Linked DNA regions of Mus musculus: region 1 is linked to region 2. The links are chromatin contacts, found by Hi-C or POLR2A ChIA-PET in ENCODE. All regions are on one chromosome and are shown on one strand. Each heading gives the region's core, a stretch centred on a gene start or an enhancer-like site at or near the end of the contact. The rest is flanking DNA. Distances are from core to core; before and after follow the strand shown. Region 1 holds the start of E130018N17Rik (RIKEN cDNA E130018N17 gene). Region 2 has its middle 31 kb from the start of Gm46787.

Region 1 (6,152 bases), core at 3,648-6,147, 39 kb before region 2:
GGCTGGCCCGGGAGGTGTTCAGAGCAGGTCGCAGTGAACACTTTGGGGTCTGGAAACGGCAGCTTCCCTGTTCGAGCGTCTCATTCCACTCAACCCCCGGGGATCCCGGGTTAATTATTAGGAATTCCCAAGTTCTAGGAACTTTGGCCCGGACTCTGGGCCTGGCAAAGGGACAAGGGACCTGCCAGAACAGAGGCTTGGGGACCCGCTGCTAACGGGATGTGGTTTGTTTGCCCAGTAGAGTGTTAAGCATGAACAAAGGGAGCCCTTCAGGGCACCCAAAAGAGCAAGCAAGCTGTTTCCAGGTCCGCACACTGCAAGGGAAGGCCTGCCTGGACAGCATTGGTGGGCGACAGTGCCCCAGTAGCAAGCTAAGCCACACCTGGAAGTGGGCGTGTCCTTTCCTGTCTCCTCCCTCTTCCTTCCCATACCCTTCCCTCTCTCTCCCCCCAACCCCCCTCCCCCCGCTCCCCCGCCGTCCTTCCTGGCCCTAAAGCAAGCAGGCCACAAGCTGAAATCTCTGAAACCACAAGAAAAATAACTCTCTCCCTTTGAGTTGATTCCTCCCAGGTATTTTGTAGACAGAGGGGGGGGGGGCGAGCTCGAGCACATGAGGCTTGTTTTGAGCTTTGAGGATGGCTTTGAACTTGCGATCGATCCTCCTGCCCTCCCCTCCTGAGTGCTGGGATGACCTCTGGGTGATGTGGTGCTGGGGGTGTGTGGTCCAGGGTTTCATGCACTCTAGGCAAGCACTCTGAGCCTCGGCTCCCATCCGACCAATTTGACAGAATCTTCAGTGTGTGCTATGGATGCTGCAATTGGGTCAAACACGTCTGGAAGTTCAGAGAGTGGTGAGGTCGAAGTCGGTGTCCAGGGACAAAGTTCTAGCTCCATAGGATCAGGAAGTCCTGTGTGCCTCCTCCACACAGCAAGGTGATCAGGCATAACAACTGTGTCGTGCATACCTCAGGGGTTTCAACAGGGGCTGACCTTACAGCTCCGGTGTGGCCTGGGATTGCCACACACCATTCCTTTTTTTTTTTTTTTTTTTTGGTTTTTCGAGACAGGGTTTCTCTGTGTAGCCCTGGCTGTCCTGGAACTCACTTTGTAGACCAGGCTGGCCTCGAACTCAGAAATCCACCTGCCTCTGCCTTCAGAGTGCTGGGATTAAAGGCGTGGCGCCACACCCCATTCCTATGGAACTCTCCAGCAGTTCACTTACATCCCAGCAAGGAGGTTAGGGTTCAGGGAGGAGCTGTGGGTACCCGTGTGCAATCCACTTCGTGGACCTGCCCCGCCCTTGACCTGCCAGCCCGGCAGTCGGATGGCAGATAAGGCGTTGGGGGGATACTCCAGCCTTACATCCTTCCTCTGTCAGCTTGTGAGGAAAAGATTCCCAGAAGACCACGGAGGAAGAAGAAAGAAGAAGAAGAAGAAGGAGGAGGAGGAGGAGGAGGAGGAGGAGGAGGAGGAGGAGGAGGAGGAAGAAGAAGAAGAAGAAGAAGAAGAAGAAGAAGAAGAAGAAGAAGAAGAAGAAGAAGAAGAAGAAGAAGAAGAAAAAACGTACATACAGGCTTATGTGCTTCTGTGTCTCTGTGTGTGCGAGTGAACGGCGGAGGTCAGCCATGGCTGCGATTGGGAATATGCTTGTAGTGACAAAGAAAGGAGCAGCACTCTACTCAAGTGTCAGGACAAGACGAAGTTTATTGTTGATCAGAAAAGCAAGCACACAAGACAAAGTGCACTTGGCTTTTATTCTAACTGATGTGAAAACCGTGCCTCTTCTTCATTCTCTGGGCTCCACCTCACAGTCTTATTCAGTTGGCTAGTCTGTGAAGAATTAGCTCGCCGGAATTTAGAAATAAGGAAGGGAAAGACATCATTGCTCCAGGACATCAAATTCCTGGACAGGAGCAGTGACCTCTGAGAAAACAAGGTTTTTAATGGAGGTGGCGGGGCATGCGCGCACGCGCACGCGCGCTTGTGTGTGTGTGTGTGTGTGTGTGTGTGCGCGCGCGTGCGCACACACTCGCTTGTGTGTTATGGCATTTACATAAAAGGTAGAGGAGACAAAGTTTTTTTTTAAATTTATTTTATTTCATGGTGTTTTGTTTGCATGTATGTCTGTGTGAGGGTGTCAGATCCCCTGAAACTGGAATCACAGACAGGTGTGAGCTGCCGTGTGGGTGCTGGGAATTGAACCCGGGTCCTCTGGAAGAGCAGCCAGTGCTCTTAACTGCTGAGCCATCTCTTCAGCCCGAGACAAAGGTTTTAATTCTGTGCCTTAGACACGGATAGAAAAGATTCATATGTGATACTTCTCACAAGAATCACTTGCCAGCTGCCATCCACCACATGTAGCTCAGGCTAGCTTCAAACGCATAAAGACACCCCCCCCCAACCCCCCGCCTCTGCATCCTGAGTGTTGACACAGAGAAACCCTGTCTCAAAAAACAACAACAGGGCTGGTGAGATGGCTCAGTGGGTAAGAGCACCCGACTGCTCTTCCAAAGGTCCAGAGTTCAAATCCCAGCAACCACATGGTGGCTCACAACCATCTGTAACAAGATCTGATGCCTTCTTCTGGAGTGTCTGAAGACAGCTACAGTGTACTTATATATAATAAATAAATAAATCTTTAAAAAAAAAAAAAACAACAACAACAACAACAAAAGAACATTTGGAAAGTATATAAACATACTTGGAACTTGGACGGAAAAGCTTCTGCCCGCTAAAAGGAAGCATTGTCCTTGTCTCAGACCAAAGGGACTTCAGGTCCTGCATTAACATATACCTGTGGTTCAATTAGCATATCAAGGCCTGTGCTGACCCACTTCTAGGCTCCTTCAATCTCCACGCAACAAATCCCTGTTATACACTTCAAAGTCCTCCATCCCAGATTACAAGTTCCCTCCTCCCAGGTTCTCCTTAAAACCCTGGAAACACCCGCCGCTGCCGCCGCCACCACCGCCGCCGCCATCGCCACCACCACCGTGTACACGCAGTTGCTTCTCTGCTGGAGAGAGAGAGAGAAACTTCTTCGTCTGGAATAAATGTTTTTCTTTAAGCTTGAGCGACTACTTTGGGTTCTTTACTGCATCCATTTCATTCATCTGCTGCCAAAACCTGAGACGAGTCTTGCTCTTTTCCTTTTTTATTTCTTCTCTTCATTCAGTGTGCTTTGGGGAATCATGTAGTGTCCTAGGCTTGGTGGCAAGTGCCTCTTACTGGCTGAACCGTCTTGCCAGCCCGGTTTTTGGTTTTCTGTTGTGTTGATACAGGGTCTCACAGAGCCCAGGCTGACCCTGAACTCTCTCTGTGTAGTTACAACTGACCTCCTGCCTTCCTTTCCCTCCTGGTATTGGGGTGTCGGGGTATCAGGCCTACAGTCTCACAGCTGAGCCTATGTTTTGAGAAGACTCTTGTCCCTGCCCTGGAGTTTACCCATCAGGCTAGGCTGGCCAGCCAGTGAGTCCTGGGTCTGCCCGTCTCCTCTCCGCAGTTCCGGGATTACAATAGTGCCATCACTACCAACTGGTTTAATTTTTAGACAAGAGGCTCCTATGTGCCAGGCTGGTCTTGAGATTGCTATGTCACTGAGGGTGACTTTAAGCTCCTGAACCCCCTGTTTTACTTGCCTCGTACAAGGTCATACTTGGTTGCACACCCTGCTTTTGAAATTCGGGGTCAAGGGACAGAGCTCAGGTGCTCAGGCTCCTTAGGCAAGGCCGTTACCTACTGAGCTTGAAGCTCAGGGTTCCTTCTGGAAATTACCACAGATAGCTCAGAGGAGACAGGGTGGACCCCTTGGCCTTGGGCCACTATCCACAGCCATCTTCCATCTGATAACCCAGGACAGACATCGGGCCTTCAAGGGGCATCTGGCTGTGTTGGACAGCTTCCAGGTTGTCACTCCTGGGTTGGATGCTCTTGGGATCCCAGGAGTAGAGGCAGGTTCCATTAATCATGTCACCATACAAGCCCCAGACATCAGAGGACGACACAGATTTGCGAAAAGGAAATTTTGAGTGTGTCCCCACCAAATAAGTTGGGGTGCTTCTCATTATGCCTACACAAACACCCCACCACCACCAAATAAAAACGTCTCACGGTCATAATGAGAATCCAACTGACTCTCCCCAAAGCTTTAACATGAACACAACCATCTGAAAACACAGGTCAGGGCCAATGAGATGGCTCAGTGAGTACAGGTGCTTGCTGCTAAGCCTGACAAATGGTTCCACCATCCTAGGGACTCACATGGTGGAAAGATCCAATGCCCATAAACTGCTCTCTAAGCCAGACAGGGTGGTGCTTACCTTTAATACCAAAATTTGGCAAGAAGAGGCAAGTGACCACCCTGGTCTACAAAACAAGAGTTCCAACCCAGTTGGTCTTACACAAGATTCTCCAAAAAACCAACCAACCAAACAAACAAACAAAACAAAACAAAAACCCAGAAACAATTTGACCTCTTGTACTCTGACCACTACAGGTATGCTTGCTGCCTTGGCATGAGCGTGTACACACACACACACACACACACACAAAAGCATGATTGTGTAGGAGGCTGGGTGCTGGGGAGGTGTGGGACTCGGCCTCCATCTTTGCTTCGGTATTAGCCATCTGTCATGCGGCGTTTTTACCACCAGGACTGCTGAAGGCAGGAAGAGAAAGAAGCCGGTTCAGAGCTGCCAGCAGGCGCCTGGAACCTCCCCTGGCTGCTTTGTGTTTCAGCAAGAGCCCTCCCAGCTCCAGCCAGGCAGGCTCCTCCCCATGGCCCTCCTGGGGCCCCCCGCTGGGGGAGGAGGCCCAGCTAAGCCTCTCTCCTGCTGGCTGGGGGTGGGGAAGGGAGGGACTCCAAGCCTAGCACCCAAGGACGACCCCTACAGGCCAGCCAGGGCAGGGCAGCATTCCCTACAGCCGCCATTTCTTCTCTGTCAGCTCTCTGCTGTCAGACAGAGAGCCAAACAGAGCTGGAAGGTCAGATATCTCTGGAATGTATTGAGCACCTACTGGGTGCACAACCTTGAGGAAGAGCACGTGCCCTCTGCAGGTACTGGAAATGTAACTGGGTAGATGGTAGCCGAGGGATCCTACCCAGGGTCCCTCTGGGACTTCATAGCTGGGGTCAGATCCTTTCGCCCACGTGTCACCATGGGTAGGACAGAGGCTATGGTCCACCCAGACAGAACACAGGCAGGGAGAGGGACACTGTGAGGTCTTTGAGCCTAGAGCTCCTTCCTTGTAAAGTGGAGTCACCTGTCTCTGGAGTTTTTATAAGACGTCAGAATCAGGGGCCAAAGCTAAGAGCTGGGAAGTCTGGGCTGGAGCTAGTACAACCTGATGGACAGATGTCCCTCATTCTATGCATCTGATCTCAGAGGCCTCTGAAGGGGCAGAGCCAGGGGCAGGAGGATTAGGAGTTAAAGGTCATCTCTAGCTAATCTGAGGCTGACCTGAAACTTCTGATCTTCCTGCCTCTTCCTCCCAAATGCTGGGATTACAGGAGTGTACCAGTATACCCAGGCTAAGCCTTGCTGCGGGGCCAACATGCAGCCTGGTCTACATGCCAAGTTCTGGGCCAGCCAGGGCTGCAAAGCAAGACCTTGTTTCAAAAATAAAAAAATGTCTGACGTCCAGCTTTTTCCCAAACAGGAGAATCTGTTCCCGTCTCCCTGCAGTTCCGTCTCATGCCTGCTCTGCTGTGGGCAAAGTGTCCCTTCTGCCACCAGGGCCCCTGACTAGTTTTCCTGGGACCACCTGGCCTCCTGGTCTCTTCTAGCCCTGCTGGATTAAGGTGAAAAGCCAGTCTAGGCCACCATAGCCAGACTGCCTGCTGCATGGACAGCCTCTGCCCTGAGTCCTGGATCCTTCCTTCACTGGAAAGTACCTCTCATGGAGAAAATTCATCAAGGTAAAACCTCATGAACAAGATGTTTTGGCTTGGCAGGAAACAAACAGTGGTTAACAACAAATTAGTGAGCTACTGAGCCTCTGGGCACATGGCGCTGAGGGCAGACCCAGGTTGGCTGCAGACATCAGCTATGGTCTCCTGCAGACCTGAGGGGGCACAGGCCTGGCTCAAAGCTCCCTTCACACGGACTGGAACAGTCTTCAGGTGGGATGCTCTTGTGTGCGGCTTAAGCTCT
Region 2 (6,340 bases), core at 884-3,383:
GAGGTTTTTAATCAGACCGGGTGCTGTGCCTCACAGCACTTCCCAGATAGAAGCAGGAGGATCAAGAGTCGTTATCCTTAGTTACATAGTGGGTTAGGTTCGACACCACCCTGGGCTACAGGAGATCTTGGAAAGCCTTGAGGAGGGGTAGGTAGCTCATCTCTTCCTCTCCAAGTCAGATTTTTATTTGTTTTACAGTTATTTGTGTGTGTGTGTGCGCGCGTGTCCGTCTTCACAGCTTTTAAAATAAGCTCCAACCCCATCCTACAAAATAAAATGGCTCAGAGAGGAAAGGTGTTGCAGGTCGAGTCTGAGGACCTGAAATAGACCCCCCATGACCCTTGAGTGGACGCAGAGAACTGACTCCTTGAGGTTGTCCTCTGAGCTCTATACACCTGTGCTGGCACATGTGGCCTACACACATGTACACACACACTAATTAGTAAACGTGACACACATAAAAATATAACATATTTGGGAAAGCTGTGGGGACGGGCAGGGTGGGGCAAAGATGGGATTCTGGGACTCTGGTGAAGTGAGTGGGCTAGACTTAGTGGCTCCCAAAAAGAAAGACAGGGGGTGCGGGGGGGGGCAAAGGGAGAGAGAGAGAGAGAGAGAGAGAGAGAGAATGAATATGAATGAATAGGTGATAAATTTGACACACCCAGGCTGGGAGGCTCACCCAAATTCTGCAGTGCCTGGGCCAAGGAGGAGGCCCTCCTTCCAATACAAACGGGGAAGCTCAAAGGGGAGAGGACCAGACCATAGTCTAGTTTTGAATTTCTAGCTGATGCCTTTTAAAATATTATGTTTATTTTTAAACGGGCTGGTCTTAGGGTTGGAAATAAATACCCACCACCCTGATCCTTCCCTGCTGTGTGTGTGAGTTCATCTTCTATCTGACAACCCTCCAGAGCAATCTAAACTGGCTCCATCTGGCTTTTGCGTGCCCTGGGGCTGCTGGCTCCCCACTTCTGGAAGTGTGACTGATTTTCCACATCCATCCAGACTCTCCAGCTCTCTGCCCAGCATCTTCTGGGAAATTCTTGGCAGTGCCTTGGGTACCAGGCACTTAGAAAGGGAATCCACTGAGACCACACATGGCCATCCATCCATCCATCCATTCATCCATCATAGCTATGACATGTCTAGTTCTGAGTTCTTTCACGAGTCACCCCCACCCCCACCCCCCTCTAGCAAGCCTGCCAGGGCTGGGAACTGCTGGAAGAGCCCAGGCTGGCCTTGGTTGGCCAGCAGCACTGAGTGGCAAAAGCCACTGGGTGGACAACCAGAAGAAAGGCTAGGGGAGGTGAGCGAGGGCTGAGGCTTGGCAGGGTGTCCCATGGTCACCAGGCGCTGCCTATACTGCGTTGGTTCAGCTGTAGCCTGGCCATGAGGCCTAGGAAAGGCGGGAACTGGATTGAAGTTTCATTCAGCAAGGTGGTAATTTGGGGGTGAGAGAGGAAGTTGGGGAGAGTGCACTAAAGGTTTGGATATCTGGAAGGCCAGTTTCTTTGAAGTTCGTTATAACCAAACTTTAAGAGTACTTTTGGGAGGGAGAGGCGGGAGGATCAAGGTTTGAGGTGATTCCCTGGTACCTGTATGTTTGAAGTTAGCCCGGGCTAGGCTTAGGGAAATTGTCAATTTCTGGAGAAGTTGTCACACTCTAAAGGATCTGGGAAGCCAGAAATCACTGTGTTTCTGGAATCCCGTGTCCCAACCCACTTTTTGAACTGGGGACCCAGGAGAAATGGGGAGCTGTCCTGCCCTTTTTCTACCAAGTCAGTCACTAATTGGTTTTGACACACCCCCACTCAGGGCTTCACCTGGTGAAGGTCCTAAGCCAAGGACCCTGCCCAAGGCCGCAGGAAAGATTTTAAACAAAGAGCTGAATTCGCACAGGGTCTAGCCTCTTAGAGGACTCAAGGCTATGGTCCCCAGGTTCTACCCCAAGTGGTCCTGGAAAGGCCTGGAATGCGCTGCTAGCCAGAGGCCTGGAATGCAGCCTGCAGAGGCCGCACCCTGCCCAAACCAGTTTGAACCAGCTGCGGGAAGAAGCCAGTCCAGTCCCTTGGAGCTCCCTCTGGCGCCCAAGCTGTCTTAGAACTGCAGCCGGTTTTAGACTAGGTCTCTGTGGGTGGGGGCGGGGCCCCAGCAAGGCCTGGAGATGGGAGTGGGGGTGGGGTGGTGATAAGTGGGGTGTGTGTAGGGGGGAGTTGGGGGTGCCTGCCCAGCCTCTGCCCAGCGTGGAGACTCCCGGGAACCCTGAGCTGGGCCCCAGGTCACGTCCTTCCATTCCCGCATCTTTGGGCTTCACCTCATGGCACACAGTGGTCGATCTGCCTTTCAGCATCCAGGCCTAAGCCCTGCCTGCGGTGGTGCAGGACAGTTATGCCCCCGGTTTAGGTGGAGGCAGGAGAATCGGAGATTCAAGGACGTTCTAGGGTACATATCAAGTTTGAGGCCTTGATACATATATGATCCTATTTCAAAGAGAGGAGAAACACACAAATTGTGAACACAGTGAAAATTCTTTTTTTATGTGTGTATTTAAACTTTCATTGGATTTACGTATTGTTGGGGGAGGGGAGGAGTGTGTGTGTGTACGTACACGTGTGAAAATCAGGACATTTTTGTGTGGGGAGGGTGTCCATTCTCTCCTTCCATCATGTAATTCCCAGGAATTGTTGGCTACAGACCTTGTTCAGGTGGAATCCTGACACTGTGAGTTAGTTGCTGTGGGATGTGGCCTTAGCTTTGAGTTTTGGATGACACTGGAGTTAGTCCCTTGTGCCAGGTTCTGGGCTTGCTCAGCTGTGGCACTTCTAGGCTCTGCAAGTGTCATCACGTTGGTGGCCCAAGTGTGTGTCACTGTGTGCCGGGCACTATTCCCAGATTGCTGGGTTCCCATCACACCAGCGTGAACATCAGCCCTGCAATGTCTCCATTGAATGGAGGTGGAAACAGGCCTGGAGAGATTGAGCATTGTGGTCATCTTCATAGCTAATCAGTGAGAGTGTGTAGAAGCCAGGAATGGTGGCACACACATTTAAACCCAGCACTCAGGGGGCAGAGGCAGGTGGATTTCTGTAAGTTTGGGGCTAGCCTTGTCTACAAAGCAAGTCCAGGATAGTCAGGAGTATATAGAGAAACCTTGTTTGGGGAAAGAAAAGGAAACAAGAAAAGAAAAGATCATATAGAGGATGGGCAGTTAACTGCAAGGGCTCCATGCAGCCACAGGGAGGAGGGACGACATCACCAAAGGGTCCCCTCCCCCACAGGCTCATGAACACTTTGTTCTCCAGTTGGTGGCACTGTGGTGGGAGCTATGGAACCTTTAGGAGGCACAGCCCTGCTGGAGGAAGTTTATCAGTTGGCGTGGATTTTGAGGGGTACAGTCTCACCCCGCTTCCAGTTTGCTCTTCCTGTTTCCTGTGTGCAGTTGAGACTCGATCTCTAAGCTCTGGCCTCCTATGGCCACTGCGACCCACCCTCTGGAAGAAAGGCAAACCCTTCCCTCTTCCTTAAGTGGCTTTGGTCATGGTGTTTTACCACAGCAACAGAAAAGTATCCCACATACCAGGCTGAGGCAGTTTAGTGACTCAGCAGCTGGTTTGGGGGTGCCTAGGTGCCTACTTGAAACCCTAGTAAACTCATTGCCTAAGCTGGACATAGGCAGAATGGCGGCTCTGGCTGGCTGACGGTGGTGCCCTGTCTGGAGTGAACAGGAATTTATTCGTTTCTCTCCAGGCAAATTCACACAGCCGGGCCCTTGATGGCTATCACACATGCTCACCGGGTGCCGGTCACAGGGTGAGCCGGCACGTGCCCATACCACATGGATAGTTTTTCTGAACAAAACATGAATAGCTCTCCTGTGTTGAGCTCAGTGAGGCCCCAGGAAGACCCGAGATCAAGGCTGGTGAGACCTCATAGGGTACTCTGAGGACTTGAACTGCTTACCCACAGTTCAAGAGAAATGGTCCCTGCAAGGTGACCTCTGACCTCTACGCTAGTGCTGTGGCATGATGTGCACACCCAAAATACATCCTCCCCCTCCCACTCCCACTCCTCCCTCCCCCTCCCCCTCCCTCCTCCTCCTCCTCCTCCTCCTCTTCTTCTTCTTCTTCTTCTTCTTCTTCTGTTTTTCGAGACAGGGTTTCTCTGTATAGCCTTGGCTGTCCTGGAACTCACTTTGTAGACTAGGCTGGCCTAGAACTCAGAAATCTGCCTGCCTCCCGAGTGCTGGGATTAAAGGCGTGCGCCACCACGCCCGGCTTCTTCCTATCCTTTTAAAAAGGAGCTGACATCAAATCAACTGTCTTCAGGCTCCGGGTCTCTCTCTCTCTCTCTCTCTCTCTCCACTTGCTGTTGTTTTTGTTTTTAAGGCATGGTTTCTCTAAGTCACTCTGTCTGAGCATTGGGACTGACGGTATTGGGACTGATGGTACGTACTACCCTGCCTAGTTAGCTCCTCTTGATCGTGGCAGGGAGCTTTGGAGGGAACTATTTCTGGTGGTCACCACACAGCAGGTAGTCTCAACCTATGTAGGTTCACATACCGGGTGCGCAGCTACCCTACGTGACCTTGGTAGAGTTGACTAACCTCTCTGTGCCTTATTTCCCTCATTAGTTAGTGCTGCAGTGTGGCTTACCAGTTTTCGAAGGGGTGCCGTGTGCTCACCCCATAAATGGCATCCAAGAGTGTCTGGCAGACAGAAAGCCTCACCTGCTGGGAGTGGGATGAACAAGCTGGTGTTTTCAAGACAGGGCAGAGTTGGTCAGGTCACAATGTAACGGGTGAACCTGCCAGGCAGGGTCTTGGTTAGCAAGCACGCATGCGTTGGGACCTTCGCTGGGCTAGGGGCTGTTGCTGAGGCTGCAGAAACAGATTCCCTGAAGATGATGGGAGAGGTTCAATGTGGGCTCTCTAGGGAAGGATTACAAGTGAACCAGCACAGCACCCCGCCAGACTGTGCAAGATGGTCGGCCCCTGCCAGGCTGCAGAACAGACCCCTGGCGCTGTGCTCTGGGGACCAAGGATGGCAAATTCTAACTCGGTCCCGGGCATCCCTGCCCCCTGGTGGACATACTTGGTATGGCATCCTCTCAGAGCCTGGGTGGTGGTTCAATTAGTTGCTTGGGGGTTCATCAAAGCTGCTTGTCTATGACACACTGACGTCATCAAGCAGGCTCTTTACAAGAGAGCTGAGAACTTTGAGATGGAGAAAGGCTTGGTTGGAAGATGGCAGTGACGTTCACTCCAGCTGGCCTGGAAGGAGGTAGGTGGCCTCACTGTGACCTGCCTGGACTAGTGGACAGGAGAAGCAGGTGTTCAAGGAAACCTGGGCTGCAGCTAACGTCTGGCTGCAGCCACTTAAGTGTTCCATACTCCTGATGCACCTGGAGGAGGCCTGAGCCTTGCCAGGCCACAGCCTGTACTCAGGACATTTGACCCACCCCGATCCCAGACTCCTTTCTTTGTGAATCCGTGACAGTTCTAGCAGAGAGGTGGCAACGGCTCACATGGCCCTGTCACACACAGGTAGGGCTGTGCTTGAAGTAAAGCTGACATAGAGTAGAGTACACAGGGGTCTGTCTCAGACATAAAAGTGACCAGGACCCCTGGTGTGCCAAGTAAGCGGCAAACCTCCTGGGAAGTTAGGAATTATGTATACACGTGTGTGTGTGTGTGTGTGTGTGTGTGTGTGTGTGTGAGAGAGAGAGAGAGAGAGAGAGAGAGAGAGAGAGAGAGAGAGAGAGAGAGAAGCATATGTGTGTCATAGTATGAGTGTGGAGGTCAGAGGACAGTTAGCCAGAGCTGACTCTCTTCTTCTACCTTATGGGGCACCAGGCTTGGTGGCCAGTGCCTTGGGCCATTTTACCATATCCACTTGGGGGATCTGTCCAGCAGGAAGCCCGAGCAGGGTGAACCAACCATGGGTTCTTCACAAAATGTGGAATAGAAGATGGTAGAATTTCTGATAGCCTCAGAAAGATTGTTCTTTTTGTATGTGTATGGTGGGTGTCTGTGTGCATGTATGTTTGCACATGTTGGTGTATGTGTGTGTGTGTGTGTGTGCACACAGGTGAACCTGATATGTGTGTGTGTGCCCACACAGGTGAACCTGATGTCTGTGTGCACACAGGTGAACCTGATGTGTGTGTGTGTGTGTGTGTGTGTGTGCGCGCGCGTGTGTGTGTGTGTGTGTGTGTGTGTGCATATGTGTCTCTGCCTTATTCTCTGAGGCAGGGTCTTTACTACAATCCCAGTCTTGCTATTTGCCTAGGCTAGTGAGCTAGCTTGCTCCAGGGATCCTGTTTCTGCTTCCCAAATGCT

What was found. A loop is a pair of places that touch in the nucleus more often than their neighbours do. ChIA-PET counts read pairs that join two places held with the same protein, here RNA polymerase II (POLR2A).
Region 1: a loop to region 2 is called in a map of v-Abl transformed pro-B cells, with 2.1 times the contacts of the local background. The contact joins the promoter of E130018N17Rik here to the enhancer-like site in region 2. A Hi-C loop is called at or near these places in 1 of 37 maps with a recorded cell type or tissue (v-Abl transformed pro-B cells). POLR2A ChIA-PET finds 5 or more read pairs at or near these places in 5 of 5 experiments (Patski and embryonic stem cell).

Annotation. Positions count from the first base shown.
Region 1 is chr2:168,153,258-168,159,409 of GRCm38, reverse strand. E130018N17Rik (RIKEN cDNA E130018N17 gene) reads left to right here and starts at 4,897. Exons shown (of 2, transcript NR_040327.1): 1 at 4,897-5,056; 2 at 5,659-6,152.
Region 2 is chr2:168,110,849-168,117,188 of GRCm38, reverse strand. No RefSeq gene overlaps it. Among named protein-coding and RNA genes, the nearest start is that of Gm46787, 31 kb to the left of the region's middle. Within about 2 kb of position 2,133, at least 1 of the 3 ENCODE cell types and tissues checked has a DNase peak (open chromatin) inside an H3K27ac peak, as active enhancers do.